Regions from separate parts of the Homo sapiens genome. Here region 2 is linked to region 1. The links are chromatin contacts, found by Hi-C or POLR2A ChIA-PET in ENCODE. All regions are on one chromosome and are shown on one strand. The core of a region is the stretch at or near the end of the contact, and the rest is flanking DNA. Distances in the headings are between cores, read along the strand shown. Region 1 overlaps ITGA2 (integrin subunit alpha 2). Region 2 overlaps ITGA2 (integrin subunit alpha 2).

The links. Hi-C counts contacts between places; a loop is a spot of excess contacts on that map. ChIA-PET counts read pairs that join two places held with the same protein, here RNA polymerase II (POLR2A). Pooled maps may share reads with other maps.
Region 2: a loop to region 1 is called in a map of naive thymus-derived CD4-positive, alpha-beta T cell, with 5 times the contacts of the local background. The contact joins two enhancer-like sites. A Hi-C loop is called at or near these places in 2 of 168 maps with a recorded cell type or tissue (MCF 10A and naive thymus-derived CD4-positive, alpha-beta T cell) and 11 of 50 pooled maps. POLR2A ChIA-PET finds 5 or more read pairs at or near these places in 4 of 52 experiments (MCF 10A, activated CD4-positive, alpha-beta memory T cell and activated naive CD4-positive, alpha-beta T cell).

The regions. Positions count from the first base shown.
Region 1 is chr5:53,065,905-53,073,131 of GRCh38, forward strand. It overlaps ITGA2 (integrin subunit alpha 2), which reads left to right. Exons shown (of 30, transcript NM_002203.4): 15 at 1-73; 16 at 1,214-1,353; 17 at 4,205-4,356; 18 at 6,034-6,144; 19 at 6,709-6,791; 20 at 7,214-7,227. Among named protein-coding and RNA genes, the nearest start is that of MOCS2, 40 kb to the right of the region's middle. Within about 2 kb of position 3,912, at least 2 of the 41 ENCODE cell types and tissues checked have a DNase peak (open chromatin) inside an H3K27ac peak, as active enhancers do.
Region 2 is chr5:53,001,695-53,008,921 of GRCh38, forward strand. The region is part of intron 1 of ITGA2 (integrin subunit alpha 2); the gene reads left to right. Among named protein-coding and RNA genes, the nearest start is that of ITGA2-AS1, 15 kb to the left of the region's middle. Within about 2 kb of position 3,342, at least 4 of the 41 ENCODE cell types and tissues checked have a DNase peak (open chromatin) inside an H3K27ac peak, as active enhancers do.

The sequences.
Region 1 (7,227 bases), core at 2,662-5,161:
GCTATGGAGATTTAAATGGGGATTCCATCACCGATGTGTCTATTGGTGCCTTTGGACAAGTGGTTCAACTCTGGTGAGTCAGGAAGAGCCAGACACAAACTAACTAAAAATTACCTGCTAAGAAAGCAGAACAGATGTCTGTACTGGTATTATAGAAATGCCACATGCATTCTATAAGACTATAGGGAATCGATGTATCATAGTTTGCACAAAGGAATAAATGTGTTTTTCCAAGTAGGAAAAATAGATATATTTGCTTACCATTAGAAATATAGTTCTCTCCTCATATGGTGAGTAAAACAGTACATAGAAAACATAAAGTTCTGGAAATGGTATCCAGGCTATTTCTGAATGTTATCTTCCTATAAATAGCCTTATCTCAGCATACAGAAGGGAAACCTCATGAGAGTGCATTCAAAAATACTGAAAATTCAGACCACACAAGTAAAGTGTAACTTCTATGTGACTGAATGGTATATTTTAAAATTATTAGTCATAAACAATAAGCCATTATTTAGGTTTAGCTGACCTCTCATTGACCTCCACAGGAGTTGAAGATTCAGAGAGAACAGTGTGAAGGTCATGTGATTCAAGGTCAAAAATAAGTATATTGGGCCGGCAAGGGAATAGAATCAGAAAGAAGTTGTTTATTCAATCAAGAATCTCCATTCATTTGTCTCTGTCAAAAAATGTGCTTTAAATGTACAAATATTTGAAGAACAGAAAAATAATATTCATTGATTATTTTTTATTTCTGAGTTTAATGATACTATTTACAAATCTCACTTGTGCTTTTAAAGAATGAAGTACATTATTTTTATTGCAGAATGAAACTTTTATGTGGAAAAAATAAAACTCAAGAATAATACTTAAGACTTTAAAAAAACAAGAAAATATATTTACTGAATAAATCAGTTAAAATCATTTCAGAGTAGCATATCAAGAGTAAATACACATATCCCAGAACCTAAAGTATAATAAATAACTAATATGTTAAACATGTATTGTGTTAGTGATGCAGTCACAAATTAAAAAAAAAATTATCTCTGTCTGCCATCTTAGAGCTTTCAAATATATACTACTGCTAAAGTGCTTTGATAGAGAGTAGAGAGAAAAATTCAGTAATGCTGGTACTGGGTCCTCTATGATAAAGGATATAATACGTGTGCTCAGTAATAACATCCATCCATCTGTTACTCTTTATGTCTTTTAGGTCACAAAGTATTGCTGATGTAGCTATAGAAGCTTCATTCACACCAGAAAAAATCACTTTGGTCAACAAGAATGCTCAGATAATTCTCAAACTCTGCTTCAGTGCAAAGTTCAGACCTACTAAGCAAAACAATCAAGTGGGTGCGTAGATCTGAAATAATCTGTATAGAAATTGGTTGGCTTACAGAGTTTTAGTCCTGAATATAACATATTTTGGTTTGTAGGCCAAGAGAAATAAGGGTTTTAGTTATAGACACTTAAGTTTCCTTACACTGGAGATGCCCGAGAATGGTTCACTAGTCATGGAAGATTTGTTTAGATCTTCCTTCCACATCTCTAGAAGGTTCTGCTGCAGAAAGTTGTAATCTCTATGACATAACCAAGGGCCCTCCTGCTTCCATCCTTTGAGTTTCTCTTACCTCCATTTCTCTTACTTAAAACCTTGAGCATACACAGATTATGCTGAACTGCCACTCAAATGACTATATCATGTTGGCTATGCCATGATCTATATAGGACAGGTTCAGTAAAAGTATCAAGTATTTTTCCTGTCGTTGAGGAATTAATAAACATGAAATAATGAAAGAAAACATGAAAAGCAATATATAACTTTTACCCAGTGTTTTAAATGTTCTAAATAATACAGAGAAATGAGTAAAAGTCTGAATTATGTCTCATCAGATGGGGAAGGATGAGGAAATCATTGTGGGCAAGCATCAGCAGGAATTGTTGTCTTTTCTCTTGGGCTGGCCAAGTTGTCTTTCAAGGCCTGGCAGAGGTCCTGCCTCCTCTTCAAAGCTTTTTCTAAGCACACTATCTCACCTTCATCTCTTCTGCCCCAATTATCTCACCATGCTCAATGCATAGCTTGCAATTTAACACTTGATTCAAAGCTACCTTCTTTCATTAACTGCTGCTTCATGGGTCCCAATTCCCATTCCGTCAGAATTTGGCTTTAAACTTCAGAACTTGTAGTTCCTATAGGAATTCAATTAAGTGACAAACATATTAACTTAAAGCTGAAAATACAGAAGCAGGTTATTTGCCATAATTCATACCAAGATACAAATAAGATGAGAACACAAAGCAAAATTAGATTCAAATCTTAACATGCTTTCCATATTTTCCTACTTTTCATATCCATTTGGAAGTTTTCCATGCAGATGTTCAAAGATTGACCCAATTTTGAGTAGCATATGTCACTTGACCTGCCATGTAGCACATCTAACTGAGCACACATGATAGTTAAGTCAAAAACCGTTGCTGCATAAACATTGTGGCTAGTCTGCCTAATAGGTTAACTTGGGAAATATATTATTTGGCAGAAACAGCAAACTGGTCAGCTCTTCTGGCCCCGAAGCATAGAGGTGTCTCATGTATCTTCCCTTTTTGACTATACTTCAACCCTTATGGTGATGCACACTCAAAAATTCTACTTTCAGAGAATTTCCTTCCCATCCACAGGCTGCCGAGGGTTTCTGGCCTTTCTTACTATTGGGCATCTTTCCCTTTAAATCTTTTTTCCTGATGCCTTCAGGTCCACAAAGACAAGCCAAGTGAAATGATTGTGAGCTCATTTGTCACTTCATTGCTTGGCAATAATAGTATGTAAGACGTGAATCCCATCTTCACAACTGTGGAAAGTGAATTTATAAAGCATATGGTTTCTATCATTTATTGCATCAGGTGCACACTTCACTTTAAGATTAATAACATAGCCCATGAAGCGATGTATCATTTTTATAAAGCTGCTTGAAAAAAAAAGGAAAAGCATTATAATGTGGACTAACTTTGTCCTAACTGCACTCACCTCCTTGCCATTGTTTTTCCTTTACATCATCTTCACAACTTATTTTTAGTTTATTTAATTCTTTAATATTTTATCTATCTTTGTTGGCATTGTTAAGTCACTGGAGCAAGAAAAATTGTACAACATATATGATAGATTTTTTTCAAGGTAACATGTAGAATTCATGTTTTGGGAAGTATATACAACCTTTAAAATATTGAAAATAATAAAGTAAGATAGAATAACCCCAAATAAGGCAATAAGGCAGCTGATGCTGTGAATGGCACCAGGTGTTCTCTCTCAATTTTGGACACACGGCCAGTGGACTTTAGTTGAAGGTAATAATTCTGATAGTTTAGACATCGGCTACTGACATCAGTTATTATCACATAATTTTTTTTCATGAGTTGGTATTAGGAAACAGAGGTTCAAAGAGGGTAAGTAAATTGCCCCAAGTCACAGAGCTCATAAACAGCAGAATTAGGATTCAAACCAAGTCTGCCTGACTGAGACTTTATTGCTGCAGTGTTGCATGCATTTCCCTATGTGAGCATCTAGAATAGGTCAAGCACTGTCCATGTTCCCTTAGAGTATCTCAGTTAATCTTCACAATAACAATTAATTCTTACAACTGGATGGAAGCAGAAAGAATATGAGCTCTTATTTCAAAAATACCCAACTTTTACTTCTGACTAGCCATGTGAACTTAGGTGAATTATTTTACATCACTTATTCTAGTACATTATTTGAAAAATAAGATAATAAAATTCACTTTCCAGATTCATTGTAAAACTTGTATGGCATACATGAGAATGTGTCCAGTTGCAGGCGCTCAGCAACTGTTCCTTTCCATTCTGTGTCTCCGTGTTATGAGTAATGAAACCCGTGCTTGTGGGAGTGAGCAATTTGCCCAGGTTCATCACAGTAGGTTTCCTGGCGGCAAGTCTAGTTTCCTTTCCACTGCTCCCAGCCACATTTCTCTGAATCACATTTCTTTGTATGCACAGTCACCTACGTCACATCAGAGCTAGAATGACAAATGCTTTGTGGTGCTAGCTATGGTTCACAAGCCACCAATATGAAGACTATTTCCATATTTTCTTGATGTGAGATACTTTGTCCAAGAAGACACAATAAAGCAAAGATGCTTTTTCCTATAAGTTGATTTGAAATAACATTTCTTTATGATTTTTTTTATCATAGCCATTGTATATAACATCACACTTGATGCAGATGGATTTTCATCCAGAGTAACCTCCAGGGGGTTATTTAAAGAAAACAATGAAAGGTGCCTGCAGAAGAATATGGTAGTAAATCAAGCACAGAGTTGCCCCGAGCACATCATTTATATACAGGTAAGGCCTCAGGAACATCCCTTTTGACTTTATTTCTTCCTAAAGACGAGAGAGTGGTAAAAGTCAAAAATGGAAGCTTATGAGTTAGAAAATGCTCACCCTTCCAATGAATGCCTTTCTTATGTAATTCCATAAATAAGAAGCATATTTACTTTATGCTAATATTTATGGTCACAATCTATTATATAAGTCAGCAACATCAAATTTCATTTAGAATTGCAATGAAAGGGCTAAAAATACAATTCTTAAAGAAATCATAGATACAGTGTTTTCTTAAATGTTTAACAGAGAGAACTTTCCATTGGCAATAAATGTTATTTTGATATTTTCCTATCAGGGAAAAATTTTATTTATTGTTCAGCTACTGAAAAATAACTCCAATTGTGGTTTCTACTATTAGATTTAAGTTAACATAGATGAAATATAGTAGATTATGAGATAACAATTATTTGTTCTAATCGTATGCTGTAATTACTGTATTTAACATGGATTTTGAAAATTTCCCAAGTGAGAAAAATGCTTTTCAGGAGAAAACTTCCAGCCGGAAATTTATTTTATAAATGATGTGAATATTTCCACCTTGGAAACCACATAATGGCATTTGAAAGGATAATTTACTCAGGAAATCACTTTTTTAAAAGGATATTTAAGTACTTTCTTAGAATACAGTTCTCAGAATTTAAGGTGCGAAAGAACTGCCAGGGAAACTTTTGGGAAATGTATATTCTGGGTTCTTACCATCAGAAATCTAGGTTTGAAGGCCCAAGGAATATGCAGATCTAAGGAGCAACCCAAATATTTCTGATGTAAATGGATGGTACAGAGAGATCTTACTTCAAGAAATGCTAAGTGTAAACACTAGAAAAACATAAAGTTGACGGTTAGATGAATTAAAATCAGTTGAGTTGTTTAGTTCATTTTTCAATTTGAAGGTTTCTTGTTTGTGAAGACGTAGACTTCTTTTTTGTTAAAGTGACAATTTTATAGATTCCTTAAAGGAAAAAATCTTATTTCCCTTCTCTCCCATCCTGTGCTGACTGGTGGATCAGATTATACATGCAATCCCTAGTGAGGAAATGGAGACAGCCAAGCTGTTTTTCTTTAAAGTTTAAAAAAACAAAATCCTTTTTCACTATTTGATATCAATGCCAGTTAAAGTACATCCTACTTGCTAAGCCCGCAGCCAGCCAAGGAAACATCTCCTCATAGTCCAGAGCTGTCATGGTAGACAGGCCCCCAGAAGGAATAAGTCCTTCTGGGAGGACTTCTGGGAGGCCCCCAAGAGTTAAGAGTAAGTCCTGCCTGTGAATGGACTAAAGAATACCAAGATACCGCTTCTGAGGAAAAGGCAAATTCAAATGTTAGGGTTTCATTTGTATAGACATAGTGCTTTTTTGACAAGAACTGATGAGCTTAACTAAGAATCCCTGCTTCAAATTCTTACTAGACCCAAGTCTCTTTTGGTTTCTTAGTAGAAGAGAGGCTAAAAGCAGAATTAGGATGGAAGAAAAGAAGCGAGAGTCTTGATTATTCACAACAAAGATATTCTACATAATTGAGAGCTGACTGTGCTCTAAATTGTAAACACATTTGGAATCATTTTCTTGTTTTAATGTTGCTATGCTCTAATAAACTGACTCTGTCTCCCCCTGTATGTTTGTGTGTGTGTATGTTTAGGAGCCCTCTGATGTTGTCAACTCTTTGGATTTGCGTGTGGACATCAGTCTGGAAAACCCTGGCACTAGCCCTGCCCTTGAAGCCTATTCTGAGACTGCCAAGGTCTTCAGTGTAAGTGCAGCTTACACTTCCTGGATTTAGACTGGCAAATAAAGTTCCACAGTCACTGCAATAGTGTCTGAAGGATGGTTAGGATGCAGCCTGAAAATTCTTAATTTTCTAAATGAACTACAATTACATATGCATAAAGTTCACTAACACTTAAGTTCCATGACAGCAGGGATTTTTGTCTTTCTTGTTCACTGCTGTGTTTCCACTCCCTAGAGCAGGGCCTGGCCCATTGTATGTGTTCAATATATATTTGTTGAATAAATAAATAAAAATAAAGTAAATGCCTTGTGCTCATACTCAAAAAATATTACCAATACATATGAAGCTCTGCGTATAGCTGTCCCCGCCATAGACACTTTCATCTAGCTCCCCCTGTGCAAATGATTATCTTGAATTGTGTGTTTATTAATGCTTTTCTTTATTATTTTGTTAAACATTTATATATTCCTAGAACATTGTTTGGTTTTGTACTTTATGTAAATAGAATAATATTCTATGTATTCTTCTGTAATTTGCTTTTTCAACCCAAGAGCAAATGTATGGATCTTTTTTCCTTTTTCGTAGATTCCTTTCCACAAAGACTGTGGTGAGGACGGACTTTGCATTTCTGATCTAGTCCTAGATGTCCGACAAATACCAGCTGCTCAGTAAGTTTTACTTTAAAGCTTGTTGTAAAATGTAGAAATAAAAGACATACTAGATTACTTTATTCAAACGAATGTTTATAGAGTTTTTCTACAAAAGAAACATTCATAACTCATAAATACCTTTAAAAACTAAATTTCAATGTCTACCATCCACATAGGAGTAAAACAATAAGAAATATAAAATTATCTGTATTTAAATGGTTCCATTCCCTCTAATACAATAGCAACAAAGAACAATCCAATTGCATTTACTTATTTGTTGTCAGTATCATTTTGATGCAAAGATAGTTTATTACACAGCAATTTTCTCAGTATTCTAAGTAAGTCTAAAGAGTTTAGTTTTTTAATGAGTGAAATTTTAAAATACTGGCCTTTTTATTTAACAGTAATGGCTTTTCCCCCCTCCTTTTTACTTTTAACAGAGAACAACCCTTTA
Region 2 (7,227 bases), core at 2,092-4,591, 65 kb before region 1:
CCAGGAATCGTGCTGCATGCCTGTAGTCCCAGCTACGCCGGAGGATGAGGCAAGAGGATCATTTGAGCCTAAGAGGTCAAGGCTGTAGCAAACCTGGATGACAGAACAAGGCCCTTTCTAAAAAAAAAAAAAAAAAAAAAAAGTGATCCAACTGTCTGCCTGAGTCATTTCTCTGAACTTCTTTCTTCACCCCATCTTCTTAGCAATTTGATGCTTTAGAAGACATCTTAAATATCTTGTTTTATATTTCTTGCAATTTTTCAGTGATCTTCAGTGGGAGAGTTGGTTAAAATAACAAAGTCTTTTATTGCCAAAGGAGAAAATCTGGAGTAGTGTTTTAGAGTCCCCTTTTAAAAAAATATTGATTTTTAATTTTCCAAATTCTCCTCATACTATTTATTGATGTGGCATTTTAACTGATAGAAAATTAGATTTTTTCAAAATAGATTAAAACAATATTCAATATTGGTTAGTATTCTAAAATTTTAATTTTATAGTATAAAACATTTTTGACCAATAAATTCAACTCACTTTTTAATATATATCTGTATATTTGCTTGTATTAATTACTCCCTTTTCTTTAACTGTGAAGTAAATGTGTCCATTGAAATACTAAACTTGATTAATAATTTTATCTTGTGGATTTTCTTTATAAAGTTGAATATTTAAATATCTTTAGAGAAAAATGACACATACTAAAATAATTAACAGAAAAAATATTTATATTTCTTTTGATATTTACATGTGATTATATGAATATAATCTTTTCATAGATATACTCACTATATGCAAATGAATACTGCACTTTTATCACTTAATATATTTTGTATATACTTTTCCATGTGAGTTTTATATTTATAACTTTAATGCATCCTGCCATGCCATGGTTAACTATTGTCCCATTGTTGGATATTTAGGTTGTTTCCTGTGGGATATTTTGCCCCCCACTGTAAATAATGTGGCTATAAACATCATTGTACAAGAAGTTTTTTCTTTTCGTTTTACTTTTGGATCATTTCCAAAAGGGGCATTACTATGTCAAAGAGTGTGTGTGTTTTTTAGCTCTTGTTGCATATGGAACAGTGTAGCCATCTGTAATGTGGAATTTACCAATTTCATCAGCATTAGATTTTCATTTACTTCTTGAAGTTTGATGGATATAAAGTGGTGCTCCATATTTATTTCCATTCTTTTTATTCATGAGGGTGCATTTTTTCAAGTTACGATTTAAAAATGCCTATCTTTTGAAAAAAAATATTTTTAGATTAGGGTATTCTAGAAATTTGAGCTAGAAGAAACCTCAAGATATCATCTAGTTCAGTGTCCTGCTTTATTCTTATGATAACCAGCCTTGAAGTGACTAAAGACCATGACTCCAACCTGAACAGAACACTCCAGCCAGTATAGTGTCCATCATTTTAAGCTACCCATTGGGGCTCCCTCTCAAAATCTCTTTGACAAACTGCCCTTTGTCTTTTATTCCCCACAGGCTGATTACAATCCATTTTCACTTGAGGCATGGCAATCTTCTAGTTAAAATTTCCACACTTCCATGGGTCAGAACCCTTTAAGGGAGAGGGAAGACATTCTCTCTGCCAGAGCACTTGACTGTGAGTAACTGAATCTGTAGACTGTTCTGGTTACCCCTTGACATGTAACCAGTCACCCCAAAATTTAGTGATATGAAACCACAACCTCACTTATTATCTCTCATGGTGTCTTGGGTCAGGGCTTTGAGAATGGCTTGGCTGGACCATCTCACTCGAAGTCTCTCACATACTGTTAGAGGGAGGCAGCTCTCCCTCTTCCTGTGGTATCCTCAAGCCTCTCCACATGGTGCCCTCTGAGTAAGTTGACTTCTTGCATGGTGGGTAGGGCACCAAAGGCAACCATCCCAAAAGAAACTGGCAGAATGGATGGGCTTTTATAACCTTGGCTCAGAAATCACATAACTGCATCTATTCATCAAAGCAATCACAAAGTCTCACCTAGATTCAGGGGGAGGAGACTTAAGATTCCACCTATGGATGGGGAGTGTCAAAAGATTTCCAGACATATTTTTAAACAAAGTAGTAACTTAATAAACTTAATGGTCCTCGACCATTCATTGTTTTCTTTTTCTTTTTCTTTTTTAGAGACAGAGTCTCACGACGTTTGCCCAGGCTGGTCTTGAACTCCTCAGCTCAAGCGATCTGCCCTCCTCAGCCTCCCGAAGTGCTGGGATTACAAACTTTTGAGAGACCATGCGAGGCCCCATTTGTTGTTTAGACCAGTGTTTGGGCATGGATATTATTGACAATTGGGGCCAGATAATTTTTTTTGAAGTAGTAAGGTAGGCTGGGGGTGTCTGGTCTGTGCATTGTAGGATATTGATCATCAGCCCTGTCCTCCACCCACTAGATGTTAATAGCAATACACTACTCCAGCTGCCCTAGAGTGACAACCAAAAATATGCCCAGACATTACTAAATGTCCTCTGAGGGATAAAATTACATCCAGTTGAGCACCACTGCACTAAATGAACATATATTAAGCACATTTAATGTTCATGGCAACATAAAAGAGAACTCCAACTCTGGAGAGTAAGTTAAATCCCATCATTTTTCTGAGTAACTTTAGATAAGCCATAGGCAAACAATTCCCTACCTTGTTGGGTCATTGGGAAGATCGAAGGGGATTATAAGTGAAAAAGTATTTTTCATATTGTAAAAGCATATGGAATATTATTTAAAAAAAAATCAGTACACTTGGTATGCATCCATTTTTATCATCATTCATTTATTTAAGGGACCTTCTTAAGGGACTTTTATGGAGTGCCTATTGTATACCCACAGAGTGTCAGGCCTGGGGCACTGGAGGATTGAGGCAGCCAGCCCCCTTCCAGAAGCTCTTCTTTCCATTTCTAGCATCACCTGGACAGGAGAATAGTAGCACCTAGATCCTTAGTGACTGTAAAGTTTGACACTTAAAGCAAGGACTTTCTAAGAAAATTGCATCTTTCTTTTTTTAATAAAAGTAAGGGGAAATGTTATGCCACTGCATTCCAAAAGCAGTTGTAAGGGTCCTTTTGTGCTTTTGGTTTTTGCTCTAATGTTTTGTTTAAGGACTAGAGCCATAAACCAAACATTGCAGAACTTAAATCTTTACACAGTGTGTGGTCATTTCCAAAAGGCCTACAACTTCTAAGTTTAGTTGCTTTGTTTTTTTTTTTTTTTTTTTTTTTTTTTTTTTTTTTTTTTGGAGGGGGAGGAGAGGACTTTCTACTTGCATTACTGTCCTTTCAACATGAAGACAATGCTATTGGAAAATGAGATTTCCTGTGGTGATGTATGTGTTCAAAAGATCTAATGTGACCTATGATCATTTCCCGTTGCCATACACATTCTGAGTAATGATGAGATACACTTTAGAGTTTGAAGTCTATTTGCTTAGGTTCAGAGTCAGGGTCTGAGTAACCCCACTTCCTGTTTGTGTGACTTCCTGGAGGGTCCATGGAAGGATAATATTTTCTTGGCTTTTGTGGTGTGCTTCTCGTGTGTGTCAGCAAAATGCAGCAACGTGTCATCCTCCTAACCATTAGACAGCAATTTTCAGAAATGTGAATATAAATTTGCTCAGGATATACTTTTTATGTTAGAGATGAAAGTGGGGGCCAGGTGGGCAGATCACTGGAGGTGAGGAGTTTGAGACCAGCCTGGCCAATGTGGTGAAACCCCATCTGTACTAAAAATACAAAAATTAGCCAAGCATTGTAGCAGGTGCCTGTAATCCCAGCTAACAGGAGGCTGAGGTAGGAGAATTGCTGGAACCCGGGAGGTGGAGGTTGCAATGAGCCAAGATTGCACCACTGCACTCCAGCCTGGGCAACAGAGCGAGACTCTGTGTCAAAAAAAAAAAAAAAAGATGAAAGTGGGATAATAAATTGCTATGCCTTATTAAATTTCTCAAGAAGTGTGCCCCCCTCAGTAGTGTATAATGATACTAATCGTAAAAACAAAAAAAATCTACTAAGTACTTACCATTTGTTAGACACTGGGTTGAGAGTTTTATATGCATTGTCTGACCACAATGAGGTAAACATATACATGATATCTATTTTACAGATGGGAAAGGAATGGCTTATACAAAACAAGGAACTTGCTCAAGGTCACAGTACTATTCAAACCTCAGAGGCCAAGCTCTTAGGCACTGCGATATACTACTGGCTTTGCTCAGTAAATGGACCTTTCAGCTTAAAAAATGCTGTACATCACAAACTAACACAGAAACAGAAAACCAAACACAGCATGTTCTCACTCGTAAGTGGAAGCTGAACAATGACAAGACATGGACCCCGGGAGGGGAACAACACACACTGGGGCCTGTCGGTGGGGGCGAGGGGAGAGAGAGCATCAGGATAAGTAGCTAATGCATGCTGGGCTTAATACCTAGGTGATGGATTGATAGGTGCAGCAAACCACCATGGCACACGTTTACCTATGGAACACAAACCTGCACATTCTGCACATGTATCCCAGAACTTAAAATAAAAAGTTACAGTTGTGAAATTTTTTAAAAATGGTGTACATCTCTTAATGGTATTAGCATACTTCTGCCATGCCATCACCCCGTAATATAGTCAGTCTTCTTTTTAGGGTTCTCCTATAGCTAGATTCTTGAAAAAGTTAAATGTTCTGTCAAATTCTAAATAGAAAATACAATGTGTTTATTTGCATGAACATATGTGTATATAGGTATGTATATTTTAAATTAATCTGTCTTTTAATTCATTGATGTATATACCTGCACAGTAGCCTGCATTCAAGAGGATTTATTAGTTAATTAAACTGTTCTTTATTAATCTCCTATTATATCCGTAACTTATTGTTAGGTGGAAAGGTGAAGCAATCAGTGTTTATTCAGTAATTATTATTGAACCACGACCATGTGCAAGGTATTATTCTAAGTGCTGGGGAATATATCAGTGAACAAAATAGACACAGCCCCTCTCTGTTAGGGTCAAAGGCATATTTATTATAAAACAAGTGAAGCCGAAGTTTCAGGGGCCCTCCCTGTGCACTTCCCTTCCTCTGTTTTCACAGTGCCAGATATTTTCATTCAACATGCAAAAGGTTAAGGTCACCGTCTCTTTTCTATCCTAACACAACATATTTCAACAACAAAAACATAAAAAAAAATTCATTAATCAACTTCATCAATTCAGAGGTTCTGGATTAATCACTATAAAACAAAGCATGAGGTGCCTTGAAATGCTGTAGCTCCTATGCAGACTTAGAAAACAGTCCTAAACATGTGCATGGCATCACAAACAGGGAGGTGTGAAAGTGAAAGGAGCTTTTCCTAACTACGAATAATGATAATTTTAAAAATTCAATGTAGCATGCTAGAAGAAAAAATGAATTCTCTTGTTCTCTTTAGAGAATAGGACTTAATAAAATTGCTGTCATGTGAAGAGGTGATATAGAGCAGAGCCCCAAACTAGGAAAAAACGAGTTGCATAAGTGTGTCAGGCAATCAGTTGGATTTCCAGGAAGTACACTACAGTAAGAGCTGCCAATAGTGAGCATCAAAGAAGTTGGAAGAAAGGTATGCACAGGCTAGGATGGTCAGAAAAGACCCTAACCAAAATTTATAGAGAAGTGGCTTGTGAACAGGGTATAATAAAAGAAATACTAACTTCAGTTATGTCTGTTTTTTCCATATATTGCCTCAAGATATGTGAGACATATCCTGCTAATGAGCAAGTTAGGTGACAGGCACTGACTTGCTAAATACACACAAAATATGCTATTTTGAGAGAGAGAAACGGGGAGAGAGAGAGAAAAAAAAAAGAGAAAGTTTATCCTTTCACATAGAAGCAATTTAGGAAGAAGTGGAGAAGTAGAAAGTGACTTCATGAGATGGTATTTCTAGTAACTCTTGGGCCAACACACTTTCTTCTGTATTTCACTGTCTTCCTCTCAGCCACTGAGAGACGGCAAGTCTACCAGATGGTGGCTTACCCTCCAGCAATCTTATGAAAAAGAGAGAATCTATTGAGTTGTTAAGAAGCACTAAGTCATAATAAATGGACATTAGAGGCAATTGCAATGGGCTTTTGGAGATGTTCCTGGCCTGAAGATTGAATTTTTGAAATGTGAAAGGGCCTCCAAATGATCTAAACACATGCCACAGTACTCCAGGACTTGATGCAGTTACAAAACAAAATGAAAACAACTTTGGATTGTTTTCACACAAAATATAAACCTTAAATGATACAACTGGAATTATTGTATATCTGTCCTTATATTTATATCTGTGCATAAATGTATGGACAGAATTATCTTCAAAACCTGAAATAGTAAATTGGAATTTTCTGGTGTAATATACTTTCTCCTTGTATTAGTCAGCTCGGGTTATCATAACAAAATATCACAGACTAGGTGGCTTAAACAAGAGAGACATATTTTCTCACAGTTCTGGAGGTTAAAAGTTCAAGATCAAGGCTCTCTCAGGTTGGTGTTGGTTTCTACTGAGGACTCTCATCCCGGCTTATAGATGGGCACTTTCTCACCATGTCCTCACATCACCTTTCCCTATGTGGGTACTGAGAGAGAAAGATCTCTGGTGTCTCTTCTTCTTGTAGGGACATCAGTCATACTAGATTAGGGCTTCACTCTTAGGACCTCATTTGACCTTAACCACTTCATTAAAGGCTCTGTCTCCAAATACAATCACATTGAGGGTTAGGGTTTGAATACAGGAATTTTGAGAGACACAATTCAGTTTGTAACACCCCCTTTGGCTTAATGGTTTAAGGGGTTTATTTCTGGTCATGGAAGTGACGCTCATGTATTTCTTTGATATGAACACAAAGTAAGTGTCAAACATATGATATATGGACACACTGTAAAAAACAAATAGCCGCAAATCATGAAGCAGGATATTATCGCCAGATGTCAGCTAGAGTCTCTCTCTCTCTGCCTCTTAAAATTGAGATAAGATTTATTCAAATCCCTATTCCATTCTTATAAGAAAATGCAGTGCCCTCTCAAGATTTCCGTGAACTCCCAGGAGATGTGCATTTTCATTGACTTGGGCCCTCACTTCCTGACTGCAGAGTGTTTATTCTCCACTCTGCCAGGTCTGGTATTTGATTTTGACCCTAGGTACAGTCAATACATTAGCCTGATACTGTCTCATGGATGCTACAAGATGCCATGACATGCATGAGTCAGAGAAGGACTT